Linked DNA regions of Homo sapiens: region 2 is linked to region 1. The links are chromatin contacts, found by Hi-C or POLR2A ChIA-PET in ENCODE. All regions are on one chromosome and are shown on one strand. The core of a region is the stretch at or near the end of the contact, and the rest is flanking DNA. Distances in the headings are between cores, read along the strand shown.

Region 1 (6,293 bases), core at 2,461-4,960:
TGACACCTCCACTGGGGTGGGGATCACAGGCAGAGAATAAGGCCAGCATATGGCCTATGCCACCAGGGCTGTGGCTCAGGGTCTACTGCTAGAAACAGGCAACAAGCACCCCCACATACTCACTCGTCTCACAGTGGTTGCCCGCGTAGCCCTTAAGGCACGTGCAGGTGTACGAGGGGAAGACATCTCCTCGCACTTCTTGGGAAATCTCCTCGCATAAACCACCGTTGTGGCAGGGGTTTTTGGAACAGATATCTGGGGACAGAGACAGGTAAGATGAGCAGATGATCAGGAAGGAGCTGGGGACACAGGTGAGAAGTAGCAGATGGGTCCAGCCCAAAAGGACCCTCCACTCAAACTCGCCCATTATCTCTTCCTCTCCCTCTTCCCCCGTGTGCTGGATGGAGCCTGAGTCCGCCTAGAGCCAAGGAAGTCCATGTGTAGGCGAATCGGCCCACATAAGGGAAGCGCCCAGCTTTCCAAGTGGCCTGGGAGTGTCCAGAAAAGTGCTGGCTGACAATGGCAGTGGTGCTGGGGACCACTGCCCACTGGTGGAAGAGCTGGCAGCTGGGGTCTGGAGAGGCAGGCAAGGTCCAGGGCAGGTCTCTTGGCAGCAGTTTGATTGCAAAGGAGGCCCATGAGGACTTTCAGGCAGGGGCAGTGGAAGGAAGCATTGTTCTGGCCCATTGAGCAGGTTCCGCCCACCAATTCAGGCACAGGTTGCAGTCACAGATGTCACCTCCAATGGCAGCCCTGACTCAGGAACAGCACGATGATCATCCAGGAAACACTGGGAGGGCCAATGACCATGCTAGGCCCCCGAGACAGAGAAATCAGATGCAGCGCAGGCCTCAAGAAGCCAAGGGGAAAGAGGCCAGCAAGTCCACAGATGAGGAAGATTGCCCAACGCTCCAGAAGCCTGCATGGACCGTCACTGGAGGCATGATTTCTGCTGGGGAATTAGAAGTTCCCCAGAGGAGGGAATATTTGAGCTGGGTCTAGAAGACAAAGTAAGGGGGGTGCCAGACTGGGCAATGAGTAAAGAATGTTCCAAGAAAAGCAGATGCACAGAGGGTGTGGTATGTTGGAGCACAGTTAGATGCAGCTGGAAGGGTAGGCTGGGGCCAGACTGGGAGGGATCTGAAGAATGACAAGTTTAGTTTTTCATCCCGTAGAGCAGTGGCTTTTAACCTTCCTTCACCCTCCTCACCATTGTCCACCAGGGGGGAGAAAAAATAAAAATAAAATAAAAAACAAGAAACAAGAAACAGAGATTCTCAAGTGTGAGATGGGAGTGGGAAAGTCAGTTCCAATTGCGGGATGAAGAAGGCTGAAAAGGCCCATGTGCAGACATGCCGCTGAGCTCTCCCAGGGTGGGGAGCATCTGGTAGCTGCAGACAGGTCCCTCTGGCTGAAATGCAGAAATCCCACTGAAGAGGGTGAAGGTGGAGAGCAGGAGAGCATGGTGAGAGAGGAAGTCAGGGCAGAGGAGTGAAAAGGAAGGGTGATTTCAGAACCACCAGGGGGCAAGGGCTGGAGAGGCCACCAGGGCTTCTGGATGGGAACCTGGATGACAGATGTACACTATCAGCCCCGGTGGTGGAGAACACAGGAGAAGGAACAGGAGGGCCTGTCCTCAATCCCTTGACTCTGGTGGGTCGGCCGGGCCCAACAGGAGTCCTCTAGCCGACATTAGCATCCCAGAAGGGCTGCCCCAGACCCTACACCCAAATCTGTCATTTGGAGCAAGACATGAGACATCTTTTTGCCTTGGCCGGGCATGGTGGCTCACACCTGTAATCCCAGCACTTTGGGAGGCCGAGGTGGGAGGATCATGAGGTCAGGAGATCCAGATCATCCTGGCTAACACGGTGAAACCCCGTCTCTACTAAAAATACAAAAAATTAGCCGGGCCGGGCGTGGTGGCAGGTGCCTGTAGTCCCAGCTACTTGGGAGGCTGAGGAAAGAGAATGGCATGAACCCAGCGGGCGAAGCTTGTAGTGAGCCAAGACCGCGCCACTGCACTCCAGCCTGGGCGACACAGCAAGATTCCATCTCAAAAAGAAAAAAGAAAAAAAAAAAAACCTTTTTGCCTCCCCCTCAGAGTCACCCATCTAAGGCTGGAGAGTCCTCCTGAAATCTCAAAGCCCCTTCATCCCACTCCAGGGAAGGCAACAACACCATTAATGAGCGATCTGCCCTCAGAGCTCCCCCTCCAGGGGCCTCAGGAGCTTAAAGTGGCTCCCAAGGAGCTATTAGTCATTGGCTTTAAATAGCAGGTAATCCTTCCTCTGACCTGGCAGGCGGGGGCGAGCATTGACACAGACAGAGGCTTGGGTTGGGAATGGACTCTTCCCTCCCAACTGCACCGGCCCTCTCCCTACACTGCTCCAGGGCAAAACGGTCCAGTGGGAAAAAGGGAAAGGGAAAGGTGTACTCTACCCAGCCACGTTACCTGTGTGTAAGATAGGTATGGTGTTTCCTCCTTCTGGAAAAGGCCACATCACCCTGTATAAAAACATCTTTGGGACTTCAGAGTCCTGCTCTTTCGGGGACTTTCCAGTAACATTTGGCCAGAGTTCAGGTTGGGGGGTACAGGGAAGAGTAGAAAGGGGCTAAGAAGATCCAGCTGTCTTTCATGGTGGCCGGGGAGGGCCAGGAGCTCCCAAGTTCCTGGGAGCTTGGAGCACTCTGGAAGCTCTAGCCCCGAGGGTCAGGCAGATCACAGGACATAGGGCTGGGGCTCAGCTGTTACCTACCTTGCTTCAGTCAATCCCATTTCTATGAGAAAATGATGGAGGGGCCACCTAAAGAGTCCTGGCCCTGACTCCCTCCCAGCGCTCCACGGTGAATGGCACGGGGCATCCGCAAGTCCAGCCTGCAAGGGGCCCAGCTGGCCTCCGGAGGCCTCCTGGGAGGCGGAGGAGGACCGGGGAAGATACAGCAGCCGGCCAAGGCCGCGGGAGGGAGGGAGTCAGGAGACTCCCATCAGCAGGCAGCCCTCTTCCAAGCTCCTCGAAGCCTCTGGGTCCCCTCCCGGGCCCCACTTACGGCCTGCGTCCATTGCACCGACTCCCCGGCCCTTCCCTTATGTGACCAGGCACGGACAATTGGGAGCGCAAAAATCCAATGAACTGTCCAGCCAACTGGAGTTGGCAGGGAGATGGCCAGGACAAAGTTATCCAGACAAGACTTATCCATACTAGAGTCCTAGAATCTCCCAGGTGGAAGGGGTTCGAAAGTCAAACGCAGTTCCCTGGCCTCATTTTTCACCAGGGAAAAGAGAGGCCCGACACAGCGGATTCCTTTGTCATTATCTGTAAGCCGCATCCCTGGGGGCGGCAGGGCTGTCACCCGATGTCCCGAGTCCCAGCCCAAAAGCCCCAGCGCAGAGACAGCAGGGCCGCATCCCCCTGTCCCGCCAGGGCGCAGCGGAAGAAGCCGCCCCTCTGCCCAGCCCGGTCCCCGGGGCTTTGTCTAAGTTTGTCAACAGTGGAGGTGGAGGGCGGGCGCCGGGCAAACTTCCGAGCGGCGCGGGGAGGAGGGGCGAGGGGCAGAGGGCGGCGCGATCCACTCACCCAGGGCGACGAGGAGGCTGGGGGCGCAGAGCAGCGCGCCGCACAGCGCGGCCAGCAGGCGGGGGCGCGGCATGCTGCGGGGACGCGGGCGCTGGAATGGGCACGCTGGGCTGCTCAGACCCCGCGGGGTTCTGGCGCCTTCTCCTCTGGGACCGGAATAAATCAGGCGGCTCAGCACCTCCCACTGGCCGTGCGCTCCGCCCAAGCTGGCCAGAGGCGGACTGGGGGCGGGGCTCCGCGGCTGGGAGGGAATTGGTTGAAAGGAATTGGGGGGCGCGGGGGTGGTCCGCGATATCTGCCTCTTCCGCCACTGCCACACCGGCGTCCCGCGTCGTGCCAACGGCCGGGTCACGAGTCTTGAGTCTGTTGGGCGGGAAAAGTTCAGGAGTTTTGTTTTTAAGATTTTTAGACTTGAAAAGATGCTAACTCTTTATTCATAATCAGATAGATGCAAATTAAAACTACAATGAGCATCGTGTTTCCCTTCTCGGATCGGCAAGTATCAAGATGTTAACAAGGTTAGTGGAGGCTGTGGGGAACAGGTCCAAGCATGCTTCGCTGAAGACAGTATAAATTAGTTCAACTTCCCTAGAGGGCTATTTGGTAACACCTATCAAAACGACAAATGCTGACACCTTAAGACCTAGCATTTCCACATAGAGAGATTCATTCTACAGAAACTCCCATGTGCAAAATGACAGATATACAAAGATAGCATAGCAACATTGTCTGAAATGGTAAAATACTAAAAAAAAAAAATCAGCGAAGGTTTCTGTAAAGGGCCTAATAGAAAATGTTCTCTGATATGTAGGCCCTGAGTCTCTGTAGCAGCTATTCATCTCTGCCTTTGTTGCAAGAAAGGCACCATAGACAAAATGCGAGGAAATGGGCACCTGTTTGCCGAAAGGGAATAAAACAAAGCAAGCCTGTCACCGTTGACTTTTTACTAAATGATTTGTACTTATCATGTGCAAATATTACCTGTTTACAAATAAGTGATTTTAATAATAGTGTTTTGGCTGGGTGCGGTGGCTCACACCTGTAATCCCAGCACTTTGGGAGGCCGAGGCACGTGGAACACCTGAGGTCGGAGTTCAAGACCAGCCTGGCCAAGATGGTGAAACCCCGTCTCTACTAAAAATACAAAAATTAGCCGGGCGCAGTGGCAGGTGCCTGTAATCCCAGCTACTCGGGAGGCTGAGGCAGGAGAATCGCTTGAACCCAGGCGGCAGAGGTCCCAGTGAGCCGAGATCATGCCACTGCACTCCAGCCTGGGTGACACAGTGAGACTCTGTCTCTAATAATAATAATAATAATAATAATAATAATAATAATAATAATGCTTCAGGCTGGGAGTGGTGACTCAAGCCTGTAATGCCAGCTCTTGGGGAGGCCGAGGTAGGCATATCACTTAAGCTCAAGAGTTCGAGACCTTCCTGGGCAACATGGCAAAACCCTGTTTCTACAAAAAAAGAAATACAAAAATATTCCAGGCGCATGCCTGTAGTCCCAGCTACTCAGGAGGCTGAGGTGGGAAGATCGCTTGATCCCAAGAGGTCGAGGCTGCAGTGAGCCACGATTGCACCACTGCACTCCAGCCTGGGCAACAGAGCGAGACTGTCTCAAAAAATAATAACAATACTAATACTAATAAGTATTTAAGTCAGACTAGCCAACAAACAAAATAGAACAGTCACACATCTCCCCTCCTAGCTGTGTTGAGACCTAAGTTGGGACTAGAGTCCACTGGCAAGATGCCCTTCTTAAAATATTCAGAAGCGGGTACTGGGCGTGGTGGCTCATGCCTGTAATCCCAACATTTTAGGAGGCCGAGGCAGGCGGATCACGAGGTCAGGAGATCGAGACCATCCTGGCTAACACAGTGAAACCTCGTCTCTACTAAAAATACAAAAAAAAAATTAGCCGAGCGTGATGGTGGGTGCCTGTAGTCCCAGCTGCTCAGGAGGCTGAGGCAGGAGAATGGCGTGAGCCCGGGAGGCGGAGCTCGCAGTGAGCCGAGATCGCGCTACTGCACTCCAGCCTGGACAACAGAGCAAGACTCCGTCTTAAAAAAAAAAAAAACATATATATATATATGGGGAAAAGACATATAGGATCAACTCAATAATCACAGAAAAAGCATTTGATAATATCCAACACGTCTTCGTGATAAAACACTCAACAAACTAGAAGTGAAAGGGAGCTTCCTCAACCTGATTTTTAAAAATCTATGAAAAACCGATGGGTACAGTGGCTCACGCCTGCAATCCCAACACTCTGGGAGGCTTAGGCGGGCAGATCAGCTGAGGTCAGCAGTTCGAGACCAGCCTGACCAACATGGTGTAACCTGGTCCCTACTAAAAATACAAAAAGTAACCAGGCATGGTGGTGCACACCTGCAATCCCAGCTACTCAAGAGGCTGAGGCACAAGAATCGCTTGAATCTGGGAGGCGGCAGTTGCAGTGAGCCGAGATTGCACCCCTGCTCTCTAGCCCGGGTGACACAGTAAGACTCTGTCTCAAAAAAAAAAAAAAAAGTGTGTATATATATATATATATGTATATATATATATATGTGTATATATATATGTATATATATATGTGTATATATATGTGTATATATATGTGTATATATATATGTATATATATGTGTATATATATATACATATATATATGTATATATATGTGTATATATATATACATATATATATATAT
Region 2 (6,293 bases), core at 1,498-3,997, 1.1 Mb after region 1:
TCAACCCTGAACGTAATCTTATTTCCAGGTCATCGGGGCACTACCCAGTCACTCCCTGATTTGTAGTAATAGTAAATAAAAGCTACCGGGGATTGGTGCTTATGTACCGGACACCATGCTAGGTGTGGGGTTTGAGCCTCACAACAAACTGTGAAGCAGGTATTTTTATCCCTATTTTACAGAAAAGTTAGAGAGGTTGACTTGCCCAGGAATATGCAGCAGGTAAGCCTGGGCCCTTAAACTAAGACACTGTCTCTGCAATCCACAGGTCTTCTTACCTGCATTTTATATGTCCCGAAATTAAGTCGAAGTTATTCACTGAAGTTATGTTATTCATTTACATTCATGAAGTTAGCAAGTGGGAGGGGCTAAAATCTGAATATTTCCCTGACACCCTCCCCTTTTTCCCACTTGTGCTCTATCCTCACTCTCCCCCCACCCACTTGTATTCTAAGCTGCAGTAAACACTTCAACTCTTGACAGTTCTAAGAACCTGTAATAATGTGCCGTCTTGCCCTGGGGCCTTTGGACAGACTGTTCTCTCCCATGCATTTGGCTAGCACAGCCTAATCTAGACACGACCTCCTCCAGGAAGCCACACCTGACCACCTTAGTCCAAGCACCCTCTTAGGAGCTTTCTTGGTTCACTCTTGCCTGTATCGCATGGCACTGAGGTTGCTGTCTTCTTTTCTTGCTCCTTCGCCTGCAAAGCCAAAGGCCAAAGCAAGGACTGCGTCTTGCTGATGATTCGGTCCTCAGCAGCCAGCACCTTCGCCGGCACGGGGTAGGTACTCAGTAGGCATTTGTTAAGTGCATGCTTGGCTCTAAGAGCTGCATTCTGCTTTTTTGGAGGATGCAGCTTGGGTGTACTAAGTGGGAGGCTGCAAGTGATGACGGAAATGTGGTTTCCTGCAGACCTGGGCAAAGGCCCTGGGGTCATTGGGGGCTCAGGGTGCTGATGTTAAAAGACCATGGTGTCCTTCTTGTTGAACCAAACTCTCAGGCTACTGTTTCCTCACTCCTCGTCAGAGACAAATGTGTTCTGAGTGACTGGAGTCATAGCTCAGAGCACCAGGAGCTGGTTTAGGGTGGGGCGAGGGGCCGTGGCCTTGGGGCTCTCGTTTCTAAAGGCCCAGGGCTCAGGGCTGGGGGGAGGGGTGAGGAGTGGCAGGTCGTGTCCCCGGGAGGCTGCAGTCACTGGGGGAGAGACAATGGGGCTCAGCATCTGCTCCTCCCTGGGAGAAGGGACCCTTCAGTGAAAAGCCAGGGAGAGCAGGGAAGTGTGGGAGGAATTGATGAGGAGAAGGGGTGGAGCCAAGGAGATGCAGCCGGGAGGAAGGAAGGGAAGGGAAGGAAGGGAAGAGGGAGGGGAGAGGATCCAGGCTTTCCTTCCTCCCGGTGACCTGGTCCTGAGCCGCAGCTTCCCTTGCATTGTTCCCTGAGTTTGCTCTCGGGGCCCACCGAGACCTCACGTTTCTCCCCCTGGCTGCAGCCCCAGTCCGAGGGCCCGGCATCCAGCAGGTGCTCAATACTTACTTGGGAAAATGACAAATGTGACCAACTTTGCTTTGGGAACTTTCCCCCGTCTTCTCCCCACTCCTCCGGAGAACCCGAGGACAGAGCAGGTCTTGGGAGCACGCCCGGGCGCCCCATGAATAATTGACCCTTCCTGGCGGCACTGCCCGGCTCTGTCCGAGGGCTCCGGACCCGCCCTGCGTTGCAGTCGAGAAACGGCTCGGAGTGGCGGGTGTTCTGGAGGTTGGAGGCCTGGTGTCCGGCCTGCGCCGGAGCTGGAGGGCGGCGAGGCTGTGCCAAACCCCGCGGCCCCTCAGGGAGCCGAGAGGGACCTGACGGCCGCGCTGCCAGCGACCACGCCTCGGCGCCCCCCAGCAGTGCGCCCCGGGGCCGAGGCCCAGGCCCTGGGCTCGGGGACCCCGCCAGCCCGCCGATCCCAGCAGCTGCCCTGAGCCCCTTCTCCACCCGGGCCCTGGCGCTCGGAGCCCGCGCCGCTCCCTCGAGTCAGGCCGTCCAGGGCTCTGCTAACAGCTGTTTAAAGGCTTTTGCTGTTCAGTGCTCTGCGGGGATGTTTGTTCCAGGCCCATCTGCCTACTTTAAAAATACATAAGTGAAGCACACACACCCAGCTTGCCACCTCTGGCTGGGGAGGGGCGGGCTCGGCGGCCCTCGCTCGCACTTGGGAAGGAACCGGCACCCAGGAGCCGCACCCGTGCCCCAACACCCGCACCGGCTCTCCTCTCCAGAGGACGCCCCTGGCTTCCCTTGGGGGGGGCGGGGCGCAGGGCCCCCGGGCCCCCTTTGTACCGGACAGGGCCGGGCCCCCCATTTCCAAGCGAGGTCTGCCTCTTCCCCGCTTCAGTTAATCTTTGTTCCCCTTTTCTGCTGAGAGGAGAAAAAAAAAAGAGAGAGAGAGAAAGAAAGAAAAGAAGGAAAAAAGGCGTGACTTGATTTTCAAACGAAACTCCCACAGCAAACAAAACCCTTTTAGAGAAATAAGAAAGGAGGAAGAAGGAAGAAAAGAGGGAAGAAAAAAACAGGAGAAAGAAAACCCTTCAGGCTTTCAATTCGAGTGGGAGAGTTGAACCGAAAGAAAGAGAAAGAAAGGAAGAAAAATCCTCTGCGGTAGAAAGAGAAAAGAAAACTTGGGCTGACAAGAGGGAGGTGTTGGGGGTGGAAGGAAGTGAGAAAACAAAAGAGAGATAAAAGGGCTGCTTTTCTGTCTCTCTCTTCCTCTGCGAGCTGGCTTAGGAGGAGCTGTTTTGCATCCCTTCACGTCAGCCCTGCCTCATTCCCTTCTTCCAGGGAGGGAGAGAGCGCGAGCGAGAGAGCGAGCGAGAGGAGGGGGGAGAGAGAGAAAGAGAGGAGCCGGAGGGAGGGCGGCAGGAGCAGGCGGCGGGCGCGCGTGGAGGCGGGCGGCGGGCGCACAGCAGCAGCCCGGGCGGTGGGCAGCCAGGAGCCCCCGGCCCGGCCCGGCCCGGCCCGCCGAGGGCCCCAGCGCAGGAGCCGCGCCCGGACCCAGGGTGAGTGTCCCGCGCGGCCCCCCGCCCCAGCCCCAGCCCCAGCCCCGCAGCCCCGCGCTGCCGGCCGGCGGGGGCGCGGGGGGCGCGGGGGTGGGTCGCTGCGGCCGCGGCCGACCCGCCCCCCGCCTCTCCCTGGGGACGGCCGCGCGCAGGCCCGCGCCGCGCTGCAAACATGTCGTCTTTTCCTTTCACTTCCACATTCCCTCATGCCGGAGAGCTGGAGGGAGAGAGGGAGAGCCGGGGAAAGAGGGAGAGATGGCGTCTGGGGTGGGGGGGAGGGAGAGGAGGGGGAGGGGGAAGGGAGAGGGAGGGAGCGAGCGAAAGAGGGCGAGAGGGAGGAGAGCGCGCGAATGAGAGAGAGAGAGAGAGAGAGAGAGAGAGAGGCAAAAATGAAAGGAAAGCGTCGCGGCGGCGGCGGCGGCGGCGCGGGAGGCCCGGGAGGCGACGGTGGCGGAGGCTCTCGGGCCCGCACGTGGGTGTCCCGGTGCTGGGTGCGCTCCCCCCACACCCGGCCCGGGACTCAAAGTTTCACCCCCTCGCCGCCCCGCCCCTACGGCTGCCCACAAACTTTATTCTCGGAGCGGGTGGGGTTGTTGCGCGTCCCAGCCGGCCGGGGGTGGGGGAGAGCTGAGCGCGCCGCTGGCGGGGCTGGGGGCGTCCCCGAGGGCCACTGGCCGCCGCACGCTGGGCGCCGCGGGATCTCCGCCGGGACAGCGTCGGGGCGCCGCGGGCCGGGGACCCAGGACCGGCGCTCGCTGTCTGGGGGCGTGGGGGTGGGGGTGGCGGGCGGGGTCCCTACGGCCCGTCTTGAGCCTCCCGCGGCTCAGCCCCCCTTCCTCCTCGTCGCCCTCTCTCCGTCTTCTCGCGGTCATTTTCCTAATTGGATGGAGCTGTGGGGCGTGAGCACCAGCGTCAGATCGGGGCCCTCAGGCTACCAGGTGGGCGCGCGGGCTCGGGGACCGACGGGGCAGCCCCAGCCTCCCCACCCTAGGCGCACAGATCCCGCAGATCCGGCCCTTGGGCCACCGCCCCCTTCACCGCGGACTTGCTAACTAGTGCGTATCGGGTTTTTTTCCAACTTGCCTTTTAAGATGACTTTTATGGGCGCTGCAACTGCTTCCCTCCAGTCTAAGCTGTAGTTTGGAAAGATTTAAGAGGCCAGGGAGGTGCTTGTGTGGATTTTAACCAACCTGAAAGGGTCATTCATGTATCTCTAGGATTTGCGAGACGGTTAGGGCAAGGCGTAGCAGTATCCGGGGTGCCTTTTCTTTTTTCTTGATATGGAGTCTTGCTCTGTCGCCCAGGCTGGAGTGCAGTGGCGCGATCTCGGCTCACTGCAGCCTCCGTCTCCCGGGTTCAAGCGATTCTCCTGCCTCAACCTCCCCAATAGCTGGGACTACAGGCGCACGCCACCACGCCCGTTTAATTTTTAATTATTTTTAGGAGAGACGGGGTTTCACCATATTGGCCAGGCTGGTCTCAAACTCCTGACCTCGTGATCCGCCCGCCCCGGCCTCCCAAAGTGCTGGGATCACAAGGACTCTTCGAGGTACTCGTCCTACTGGGTCTGAGGGAGGCCTGCCGGGCAATCCAGTGAGGGACCAACGTCATGGCCCACCCTTGAGCTGCAGGCCGAGTGCCCACCTGCAAAGGGCACCCTGAGCACCTTTCTTGCTGTGCAAAATGGAAACTCCCGGCCGGTATCGACCTGCAGTGTACATAACTAGTCCCTGTGGGCATCTGGGAAATTCACAAAACTCCCCCACAGGTGTGCGGAGAAGGACTTTGTGCTCTTGGGGGTCACTCAGCCAGCTTTGAAGCTGCCCTCTCAGTCCTGCATTTGTACACGTGTAAGTAAAACCAGTCAAAGTTCATTTCTGCCAAGTAGAGGGCTGGGGGTCTGTGTCCCTATTGCATCTTCACCAGGGGGCCTAGAGAACCAATGGGGCCACGTGGGAGAAGGGAAGAAGAAAACCGTTCTTAACTCGTTAGATAAGAGACAGTGTATTCCTAATGTGATCAAAGCCGATGGGGCTATCTGGTTTTGACTTCTGAAAACCTAGAGTGGCCATTCCTTTCTCATTTGTTTTAAAGAGAATGTTATTTTCTATACTTTCTCATTGGTTTTATTAGCTGACCCTCAGGCCAGGGTAACTGTGCTGGGTACCTGCCAGTCTCGGAGCAGAACCTCTGATCGGTCATCTGTAGCTCCAGAGAGGTGCCCACCTGGTGCCCCAGTGACCTTCTGGAGCTGGCTTTCCTGCATGAGGGCCGTGGGGATAGAGCTGCTTTCTTTTGGGTAGGGGGAATTGGATGTTTGGGTCACATTTTCTTCCTCCAGCCTGGCCTGGTTGCCTGTGTCTTGGTGGAGGGGGCTGCAGTGAGTTGAAGTGGGACGCGGGCTCACTTGCTTGTCTTCTCAGAGCTGATACCTGGGTGAGTCCTCAGCCCACGGTGTGTGGTCAGCGGGCCATTTTTCCAGGGCTTGGGTCATTTCCATTCCAACCAGGCATTTCCTACCAGGGAGACTTATTTTAGGCTCACTGTCTAGAGACAAGGAGACAGACAAGGTCTGGAATGGTTTTTGAGTTGGAGGAAGGGAGACTAATGGGACCACCAGAGATTTTGCACTTCTATTTTAGGTTTGCCTTGTGGCCCAGAGATATTTCTAGCAGAGTTGTGTTTGGAAAGAAGCACAACTTCTTTCTAGAAGGGAGTAAATAAATAAATAAAGGAGGAGTCCAGCGCATCTTGGAGGAGACAAGTGAAGTCAGCTCCCTGGCCCCACCAGTGCTGATGCTTGGCGCAGGCTCATAATCTGGCTTGCTGACCCCTCCCATACCCTCGTTCCTCAGGCCTAGCCAGGGCCTAGCCCGCGGCAGGACTCATTATGTTGAAATAAGGAATCTGTGAATGTGCTGGGCCTGCTGTTAATGGTGCTTGCTCCCAGCCCTTTGACTTCAAAGCTGGAAGAAGGCCTTAGAGATTGTCTGAAAGCAACTGAGGCAGGAAGAAAGCTCTGTACCCAGGATTACACAGTAAGTGGCAGAGCCAGCACTCAACCTGAGCTTTCAGAGCCTGTTCCCAGTGCTGTTTCTACAAGGCCACTGTCTCTGCTACTGCTGGGGATCCCGAATCAAGCTCACTTCAAAGAATGTAGCTATGAGAGCATGAAACCGTGCGCTCACGCCGCACACGAGTTGGGTAAATGGAGCGCCTCATTTTCCAGATGTGTTACAGAAACTGTGCTGGAGG

Evidence for each region. A loop is a pair of places that touch in the nucleus more often than their neighbours do. ChIA-PET counts read pairs that join two places held with the same protein, here RNA polymerase II (POLR2A). Pooled maps may share reads with other maps.
Region 2: a loop to region 1 is called in a map of gastrocnemius medialis, with 5 times the contacts of the local background. The contact joins the promoter of ZNF710 here to the promoter of MFGE8 in region 1. A Hi-C loop is called at or near these places in 1 of 168 maps with a recorded cell type or tissue (gastrocnemius medialis) and 1 of 50 pooled maps. POLR2A ChIA-PET finds 5 or more read pairs at or near these places in 1 of 52 experiments (H1).

Annotation. Positions count from the first base shown.
Region 1 is chr15:88,909,669-88,915,961 of GRCh38, forward strand. MFGE8 (milk fat globule EGF and factor V/VIII domain containing) reads right to left here and starts at 3,711. Exons shown (of 8, transcript NM_005928.4): 1 at 3,579-3,711; 2 at 124-255. The coding sequence starts at 3,651. RefSeq lists an enhancer at 2,921-3,452.
Region 2 is chr15:89,998,577-90,004,869 of GRCh38, forward strand. It overlaps ZNF710 (zinc finger protein 710), which reads left to right and starts at 2,748. Exons shown (of 5, transcript NM_198526.4): 1 at 2,748-3,038. RefSeq lists silencers at 2,200-2,369, 2,778-2,946, 3,362-3,861 and enhancers at 3,561-4,329, 4,330-5,097.